Linked DNA regions of Homo sapiens: region 2 is linked to region 1. A link is an interaction called in ENCODE POLR2A ChIA-PET data of the cell type or tissue named here. Cell type or tissue: PC-9. All regions are shown on one strand. Each heading gives the region's core, and the rest is flanking DNA. Links, peaks and the distances in the headings are about the cores only.

Region 1 (4,382 bases), core at 160-4,159:
AATCCCATACTTTGGGAGGCCAAGACAGACAGATCACTTGAGCTCAGGAGTTCAAGACCAGCCTGGGCAACACGGTGAGACTCCATCTCTACAAAAAATACAAAAAATTAGCCAGGCGTGGTGGTGCATGCCTGTGGTCCTAGCTACTCGCAAGGCTGCGGTGGGAGACTCGCTTAAGTCTGGGAGGTCGAGGCTGCAGTGAGCTGAGATCATGTCACTGCACTCCAGCCTGGCTGATAGACCCTGTCTCAAAAAAGAAGAAAAGAAAATGCCAGCTCCTTGTTTAAAGAGCAGACAAAAGAGTACCATTAAAAGTGCTACAGTATAAAGTTGTTTCTTTGTCCCCGAGTCTCTCTCCTGACTTGTCAGGGTGGTTTTTATTTGCTATTTCACATTGCGCTTTGCCGGGGACTTGCATGGGGCTGGACAGTCCCTTGCTGGTGTCAGGGCCCACCCTGTGGGCCTCACAGCGGAGGCCTAGCTCCCAGGGGGCTGTGCTTGGGCATGCCTCTGCTATGAGACCCACATGCTGTGCCCTGGAACGGGGCTGGCAGGTCCAGTTTGGCATCTCTCATTCCCACAGGACTGCCACCCCAAGCCAAGGCAAATGGGCGACCTCCAGAGTATTGTGGCCTCTGGGTATGTGCTGGGTACCTGAGCAAGCCTGGGTGAGACACTTACCCCTCCCAAGTTGCCCACCAAATGCCCTTGCAGGGCAGGGACGACTGATGCCATGAAGATGCTGAGTGGCACATGTGCCCAACCCCAGCCCTCCCCATGCCCAGGCTCCTGCTGGGGGCAGAGTGCTGCAGCATCTCAGGACAGTGACAGAGATGGGGGAGGCCTTGCACTGAGGCTCCAGGGAGCACAGAAGTAGGCAGCAGAGAATCTGTGCCAGGGAGGCAGGGAGGCTGGGAGACAGGACTGTGCCTGAGCAGAGGCTCCAAGCCCCGTAGATGCTCCACTGATCCATCAGACCTCACAAAACAGAATTAAGATTTCAGGGCAGCCAGGTGTGGTGGCTCACGCCTGTAATCCCAGCACTTTGAGAGGCCGAGGCGGGCTGATCACCTGAGGTCAGGAGTTCGAGACCAGCCTGACCAACATGGAGAAACCCCCGTCTCTACTAAAAACACAAAATTAGCCGGGCGTGGTGGCGCATGCCTGTAATCCCAGCTACTCAGGAGGCTGAGGCAGGAGAATCGCTTGAACTTGGGAGGCGGAGGTTGCGGTGAGTGGAGATCACGCCATTGCACTCCAGCCTGGGCAACAAGAGTGAAACTCCGTCTCAAAAAGGAAAAAAAAAAAAGGGAGATTTCAGGATAGTGACTGCAGAACATTAAAGCTCCACGCCGTGACTGCACTGGTCACCTGCCTGGGAAGCCACTATGTCCCCGCTCAGTCCATGTCCACCTTCTATCACCCCGCTTCCCACCTCAGCTCGGCCCCAGCTGTGGGCAGTGGTGTCTGGTGAAGCAAGGTGTGCAGGGGCAGGAGTGAGAAGCCCTGAATTTGGGGACACACCCCTGCTTTAAAACTTGCCCTCCCCCTCTCAAGCCATGATGTGTCTTAATTTGGGTAAGGGGCAGGCAAGCCGCAAGGAGGGACACGGCACTGTTACCCACCAACAACCCCCTGGAACAGGAGGGCCCTCCCGTGGCCACACTTCTGCTTTTCCTGGAAGAGCTTGAAGCAGGCCCCAGGGCTGGCCAGGAGCATCCGGAAGCCCTGCGTGCAGAGAACAGATTCAGCTGAGCCTCCTGCCTTGGCATGGCGCCCTGGAGCTCAGTTCTTGCCCCAGATGCCAGGGAAAGACACGTCATGCACGAAGTTCTTACCTTCCCATCGGGGGCAGGGACAAAGCTCAGAAACTCATCCACATGGCCCACGGCCAACCAGTCCACAAAGAGCTCCACGGGGGGCTGCACCTTCTGGGCATGGAGGAAGTCCCGCACCACCTGGGTGACCCTGCGGCCACTTGACCTGGGACCCACGAGGTTAAAAAAAAAGTTGCTTAACTAAAAAGACTCCATGCAGAAATAAAATGACAAGAGTTTAGCATTCCTGCAATATCTGATTTTTAAAAAACAAAAAAACATGCATTACTTTTATAAACAGGAAAGTAATAAATATGTATATTTCATTTTATTTATTTATTTATTTTTGAGATGGAATCTCACTCTGTCACTCAGGCTGGAGTGCAGTGGCGTGATCTCGCCTCATTGCAACTTCCGCCTCCCAGGTTCAAGGGATTCTCCTGCCTCAGCCTCCCAAGCAACTGGGATTACAGGCGTGCACCACCAGGCCAGGCTAATTTTTCTGTATTTTTACTAGAGATGGGGTTTCACCATGTTGGCCAGGCTGGTCTCGAACTCCTGACCTCAAGTGATCTGCCCGCCTCAGCCTCACAAAGTGCTGGGATTACAGGGATGAGCCACTGCACCCAGCCAGATACGTATATTTTAAAATTCCACTTAGGGTGAGTTCTGCATGAGGCAGACTCAGGACAGGTCAGTCACACCAGGGCAATGACCTACCAGGTCCCACCATCCAGGAAAATCTTCAGAACCACCCTCACACCAGGTTCTTATTCTCCAAGAGACAGATTTCACCCCCATGTTCAATTTTTACGAAAATGTATCTAAGGGCATGGTCCAGCTTCCTCTTTCAATGGGATTATGTATTTGAGGGCAGTAGTCCCTTCCAAAGCTTGACTCTGGATTCATTCATTATTTGATCCCAAGTCTGTTCTAACAGCTTTGTTGCATTTGGTTAGCTCAATGTCTTGGTCTAGTCCACAGCAAGTAACCAATATGATAGGATTCCTTTTCCATCAGCACCCCTGTGTCACTACTGAACAACACATCATTTGTTACTCTCTCTGTATGTTATTGTCATTTCACTTAGCATGTCTTGTACCTCACTTCTCTTGCTCTCAGGAAAAGATCTTATATTAGTCATTTACATGGTAGTATGAACAAGCTTTGACCTAAATGCATTTTCTCCCAGGACTGTTGGGAATGGAAACTTTTTCTTTGTTACTTTTTTTTTTTTTTTTTTTTTTTGAGACGGAGTCTCGCTCTGTCGCCCAGGCTGGAGTGCAGTGGCATGATCTCAGCTCACTGCAAGCTCCACCTCCTGGGTTCATGCCATTCTCCTGCCTCAGCCTCCTGAGTAGCTGGGACTACAGGCGCCTGCCACCACGCCTGGCTAATTTTTTTTTTTTTTTTAGTAGAGACGGAGTTTCACCATGTTAGCCAGGATGGTCTCGATCTCCTGATCTCATGATCCGCCTGCCTTGGCCTCCCAAAGTGCTGGGATTACGGCATGAACCACCATGCCCACTCTTCTTCTGTTACTATTAATTGACTGTTACTAGTATCATCTATTTATTTTCAGAATCAGAAAACTTGAGTCTAGTTATAACTTTGCTTTCTATGTGACTCACTTACCCTCTCTGGGCCCACTTGTAAAATGAAAGTGTTGGACTGAATGATCTCTTAGGTCTCTGCTCTCTCTGGTTTCAGAGTCCCCGAGGTAAGTGTGGACTGTGTCTGGTGAACACCCACCAACCCCAGCACATCCGGGAGTATAATTTCATCATTCCTTGCTTCTGGCTCTCTTCAAGGAGTGCAATGGCCCCTGCTCCACCATCATCACCACCCCCAACCCTCAGCCTCCACCCCAGGAACTCCATTCCCTGTCTCTCTCTCACCCAGGCAGGTTGCCCCCAATGAGGATCCTCCCCAGGGGGTACTCTTTCCCATTGGCCACCACTGGAGGGCTGACCTCCAGGTTCCCAAAGGAGTCCAGGCCACTCACAGACCTGTCGCGTGGTTCCCGAGTCACGTAACCAAAATCTGGACCCTGGAGAGGGAAACCAAGTCAGGCGGGGGTGGAGGGTACCAGGAAGGGCCTGAACCAACTTGCTGGGCTTTGAGCTCCTTCAAGACAGGGTGGGAAAGGCCATCCATTCTTCAGGTGGAAATACAGAGTCATTGGCGGTGGGTGGGGGATCTGACCCAGTCAATATTTCATGCACGCATAGCAGGCAAAGTCGGGAAGTGCTCGGACTCTCTGGCCCTGCTGCCTTATCACGGCAAGACAGCAGGGGGCGCTCCGGTTGCTCCTGCACTCCCCATCGGACATGGAGCCTGAGGCCATGGCCACTCCATCCCCTTACCTACACAGCCTTCCTGCAAGTTCAGCCCAAGGGCAAGTAGCAGCTCAAGTGGCCAATTGTGGGAACCAAGAGGCTGCTGATGGCCCTCTGGGCCTCTGTCTTTGAACTCTAGAGAAGGGGAGACCTCCCCAGGGCTATCTCTCAGAAGCAACTTCGACAACATCAAGGGTCAGGAGAGAGAGCTCCTAGCATCTGTGTG
Region 2 (4,382 bases), core at 217-4,216, 75 kb before region 1:
TTCAAATTTACTTCTTCACTGCAGTTTTGACCTCCTGGGCTCAAAGGATCACGGTCCCGTCTCAGCCGCCCGAGTAGCTGGGACCACAGGTGCATGCTATCACAACCTGGCTAATTTTTAAAGTTGTTCTTTCCTGTAGAGATGGGGTCTCACTATGTTGCCCAGGCTGGTCTCAAACTCCTGGGCTCAATCTTCCTGCCTCGGCTCCTAGAGTGTTGGGATTATAGGTGTGAGCTACTGCGCCTGGCCTGATTCCACAGATTTAACAATCACACTTCCAGTTCCTCTCTCCACTTCTCTCTAAAACCCAGACCAACCCGCTTCTCCCGCCCATCAAAGCTTTCCTTGTCCAGGTCTCCATGAACACATGGCCATATCCCAAGTGCAATGCGCGGGCCTCGCCTTCCCCTCAGAAGCCCCTGAATCAGGCGGTCACACCTGTGTTCTCCGCACACTTTCTGCACTTGGCTTTCAGGACACCGGGGGATCCTGGTTCACCTCCAACCTCACTTGCCCCTTCAGTCGTCCTGCCAAGTCTCATGGAATTCCGTTCCCGAGCCGACAACCCTCATGTTCGCATCTCTGGGCATCCCTTCCCTCCCAAACATCACATGTGTATCCACGCTCACTTGACTTCCCATTTGGATGTTGACCAATTGTCTCCCACTTGCCCTAAACAGAACTTTGGGTCCCCTCTTCCCACCCCCTCATTCTCCATCAATCTGTTCCTCCTCCCACAGTCCTCCCCTCCCAGGGGATGGTGCCTGCCACCCACAGAGGTCACAGCCTTGCTGTCAGCTTTGGCTTGCCTCTCTCATAGCGGGGGTCAGAATGCCCTGCTGGCTCTGCCTTCCAGACATAGCCGGAATCTCATGGCTTCTCACCTCCTCTGGCCACACCCTGCCTGCACTCCCAGCATCCCTCACCTGCCCACTCCCTTGCCCCTTGCCTCTGTTCTCTTTACTCAACAACACATAGCAGGGCTTGTTCCCTTTTCTAACAAACCAGATCATAATCCTCCTCTGTTTAAGACCCTGTGATGATTCTCAGTTTCTAAACAAGCAGCCTTAACAGTAGCCAACAAGCCCAACCCCATCCGGTCATCCCGTCCCTTCCCCATCACCTCTGACCACAGCCTCTTCTACTGCCCCCCATCTCCTCCCATCACCTCCTTGACCACCTCTGCTACCACCTCCCATCTCTTCCCTGACCACCCCTCTTACCACCTCCCATCTCCTCCCTGACCGCCTCTCCTACCACCTCTCATCACCTCCCTGATTGCCTCTCCTACTGCCTCCCATCACCTCTCTGACCACAGTCTCTCCTACCACCTCCCATCACCTCCCTGACTGCCTCTCTTCCCACCTCCCATCACCTCCCTGACTGCCTCTCCTCCCATCACCTCCCTGGCCGCCTCTCCTCCCATCACCTCCCTGACTGCCTCTCCTCCCATCACCTCCCTGGCCGCCTCTCCTCCCACCTCCCATCACCTCCCTGACCGCCTCTCCTACTGCCTCCCATCAGCTCCCTGACTGCCTTTTCTACCACCTCCTATCTCCTCTCTGACTGCCTCTCCTCCTGGTTGCTCTGCTCTACCCCTCCAGGCCCTCTTGCTGTTCTGGAACACTCAAGGCATGCTCCTGCCCCAGGGCCTTTGCACTGGCTGTTTCACTGCCTACAACACTCTTCACCCAGACACCCACTCACATGGCCAACTCGCTCACCTCCCTCAAGCATCTGCTGCAAGGTCAGCTTCTCCGTGAAGCCCACCCTGACCATCCTATTTAAGAACGCAATCTTTTTTTTTTTTTTTTTTTTTTTGAGACCAGGTCTTACTCCTATTGCCCATGCCAGAATGCAGTGGTGTGATCATGGCTCACTGCAGCCTCACCCTTCAGGGTTCAAGGGTCCTGCCACCTCAGCCTCCTAAGTAGCTGGAACTATAGGCATGCACCACCATGCCTGGCTTATTTTTATTTTTATTTTTAATTTTTTTTTTTTTTGTAGAGACAGGGTTTGACTATGGTGCCTAGGCTGGTCTCGAACTCCTGGGCTCAAGTAATCCACCAGCCTTGGCCTCCCGAAGTGCTGGGATTACTGGAATGAGCCACCAGACTCGGCTTTAAGAATGTAACCTAATCCACCTTCCCTACCACGCTGGCACCTATGAGCCCCTCCATTCCGCTCTACTCTGTCTTTCCCTGTAGCTCTTTTTTTTTTTTTTTTTTTCCTCTGGGACAAGGTCTCATCTGTCACCCAGACTGGAGTGCAGAAGTGCAATCATGACTCGCTGCAGCCTTGACCTCCTGGGCTCAAGCGATCCTCCCACCTCAGCCTCTCTAGTAGTTGGGACTACAGGCATGTGTTACCATGCCTAGTTAATTGAAACAATTTTTTTTTTTTTTTTGTAGGGACAAGGTCTCATTATGTTGCCCAGTCTGGTCTCAAACTCCTGGGTTCAAACAATTCTCCCACCTTGGCCTTCCAAAGTGCTAGGATTACAGGTATGAGCCACCACACCTGGCACCTGTAGCTCTTGACATCCCCTTCTAAGGAACCATATAACTGCTTTGTTCTATTCATTGTCTGCTGTCTGTCTCTCTGGGCCAGAACGTCCCCTCCGTGAGGTCAGGGACCTTGGCGTTGCTCCCTGTCATATCTCAAGTGCCTAGAACAAGGCCCCGCTGAGTATGTGTTCAAACAGTGTTTGATGAATGAATGTAAATTCAGCCACATCACTGCCCTGGCTGTTGTTGTGAGAGGGGGTCAGTTATACAGCCTTCAGCCTTGGATTTCTGCAGGCAAATGAAGGCATATCCATAGTCTGCAGAAGTGGCCCCCCAAGAGTGGGCTGTGTGGGGGACGCTCATGGATGCCAGGTGATGCGGCCTGAGGCACAACGTTGGAAAGCTGTTGCCCTTCTCATTTTCCTCCAGTCTTTTCTGGTTCCTCAAAAATTCAAGTTTCAGTGATGCAAACACATCCTTGACACCTGCTAATCCCTCATTTTAACCAGCAGAGAGCTGACCTCGAGCTCAGAGATGCTGCAGTCACTTGTAACGAGCTGGCTTTGGTAGCAGGATCTTGTTTCATTCTGTTTAACTTCACAGTTGCCTTCTATCTGCAGGAAGTGCTGCTGGTTTCCCATTGATGGTGGTGATAGAAAATTTACTGACGATGCTTACAGGAAGAACAACCACTGTGTGTGAAGCTTTGTGCCAGCTGCCCGATGGACAGCGTAAGGCATAACAGCCTCAGGCCCAGCAGCGCAGGCAACGAAAAGTAGATGAACGAGTCCATGATTTTAACAAAATACACTGAAGAAGTCAACAGGGGGCTGTAGTGGAGAAGGCTAGGAGTTGGGGTGGGAGTAGGGATCCCTCTTTTAGCATCAGGGAAGGCCTCACTGAGTAGGAAATAGAAGCTGAAACCTGAAGGCTGAGAAGCAGCCAGCCCCGTGAACAGGGAACAGCACTGCAAGCAGAGGGAACGGCATATGCAAAGACCGTGAGGTGGGGAAACGTTAGGCAAGTTTGAAGAACAGGAAGGAGGCCAGTGGAGGTGGGGCTGGGTAAGGGACAGCGAGAGTGGCCTACAATGGTGCTGGAGAGGCAGGTGGGGCCAAAGCCTGGTGCTGAGTGTGACTTTTTCTCCAATTCTCTTCATTCTGAGTGATTTGGGTGTTTTTTGTTGTTGTTTTTTCTTTTTCTTTCTTTTTTTTTTTTTTTGATACAGTCTTGCTCTGTCACCCAGGCTGGAGTGCAGTGGTGCAATCTCGGCTCACTGCAACCTCTGCCTCCTGGGTTCAAGGGATTCTCCTGCCTCAAACTCTTGAGAAGATAGGATTACAGGCACACACCACCATGCCCAGCTAATTTTTGTATTTTTAGTAGAGACGGGATTTCGCCATGCTGGCCAGGCTGGTCTCGAACTTCTGACCTCAGGTGATCCATCCTCCTTGGCCTCCCAAACTGCTGGGATTACAGGTGTCAGCCACCACACCTGGCCTCATTCTGAGTGATTTGAGTTGGAATACACAGATGTGCTTAGCTGAGGGACCAGTGCTGCCTGCCTTCATCCAAAGTTGTCTGTGGGAAAGGGGACAACAATGGTGCCGAGGTGTCCGTCTGTCTGTCCAGCAGGACTTGTGGCATCAGAAAATCTGGCCTTTGTTATACTTGGAGCATCAAAGTAGACACAGCCACTGAACCAGGCAGGACTGAAAGCAGCAGAAAGAGGGCAAAGTCACGGTAGCAGCTGGCTGGTTCGCCCCAACGCTGCTGAAACAGGATGAACTCGACCCCATGGCTGAGTACACACTGTGAATCCAACAGCATCTCTGCATCTCCACTGCTCAGCGCACAGCTTGGCCAGGAGGAAGC

Evidence for each region. ChIA-PET counts read pairs that join two places held together with the same protein. Peaks named below come from ENCODE experiments on the same cell type or tissue, not always from the same donor. Only the 100,000 strongest peaks of a DNase experiment are listed, where the experiment ranks them.
Region 2: POLR2A ChIA-PET joins it to region 1 with 9 read pairs; 2 of 35 experiments call an interaction of 5 or more read pairs at or near these places.

What each region holds. Positions count from the first base shown.
Region 1 is chr1:17,274,120-17,278,501 of GRCh38, reverse strand. PADI3 (peptidyl arginine deiminase 3) reads right to left here. Exons shown (of 16, transcript NM_016233.2): 11 at 3,716-3,867; 12 at 1,839-1,983; 13 at 1,626-1,728. MIR3972 (microRNA 3972) reads right to left here and starts at 613; the gene lies at 527-613. RefSeq lists an enhancer at 4,004-4,382. In PC-9, for the core only: CTCF peaks have their summits at 1,312, 1,512 and 4,082 (motif pointing right); a DNase peak (open chromatin) is centred at 1,821; H3K27ac peaks cover 301 bases.
Region 2 is chr1:17,349,049-17,353,430 of GRCh38, reverse strand. All of the region lies in intron 10 of PADI4 (peptidyl arginine deiminase 4), which reads right to left. Among named protein-coding and RNA genes, the nearest start is that of PADI6, 21 kb to the left of the region's middle. In PC-9, for the core only: no CTCF peak of the experiment used is centred there; no DNase peak of the experiment used is centred there; H3K27ac peaks cover 217 bases.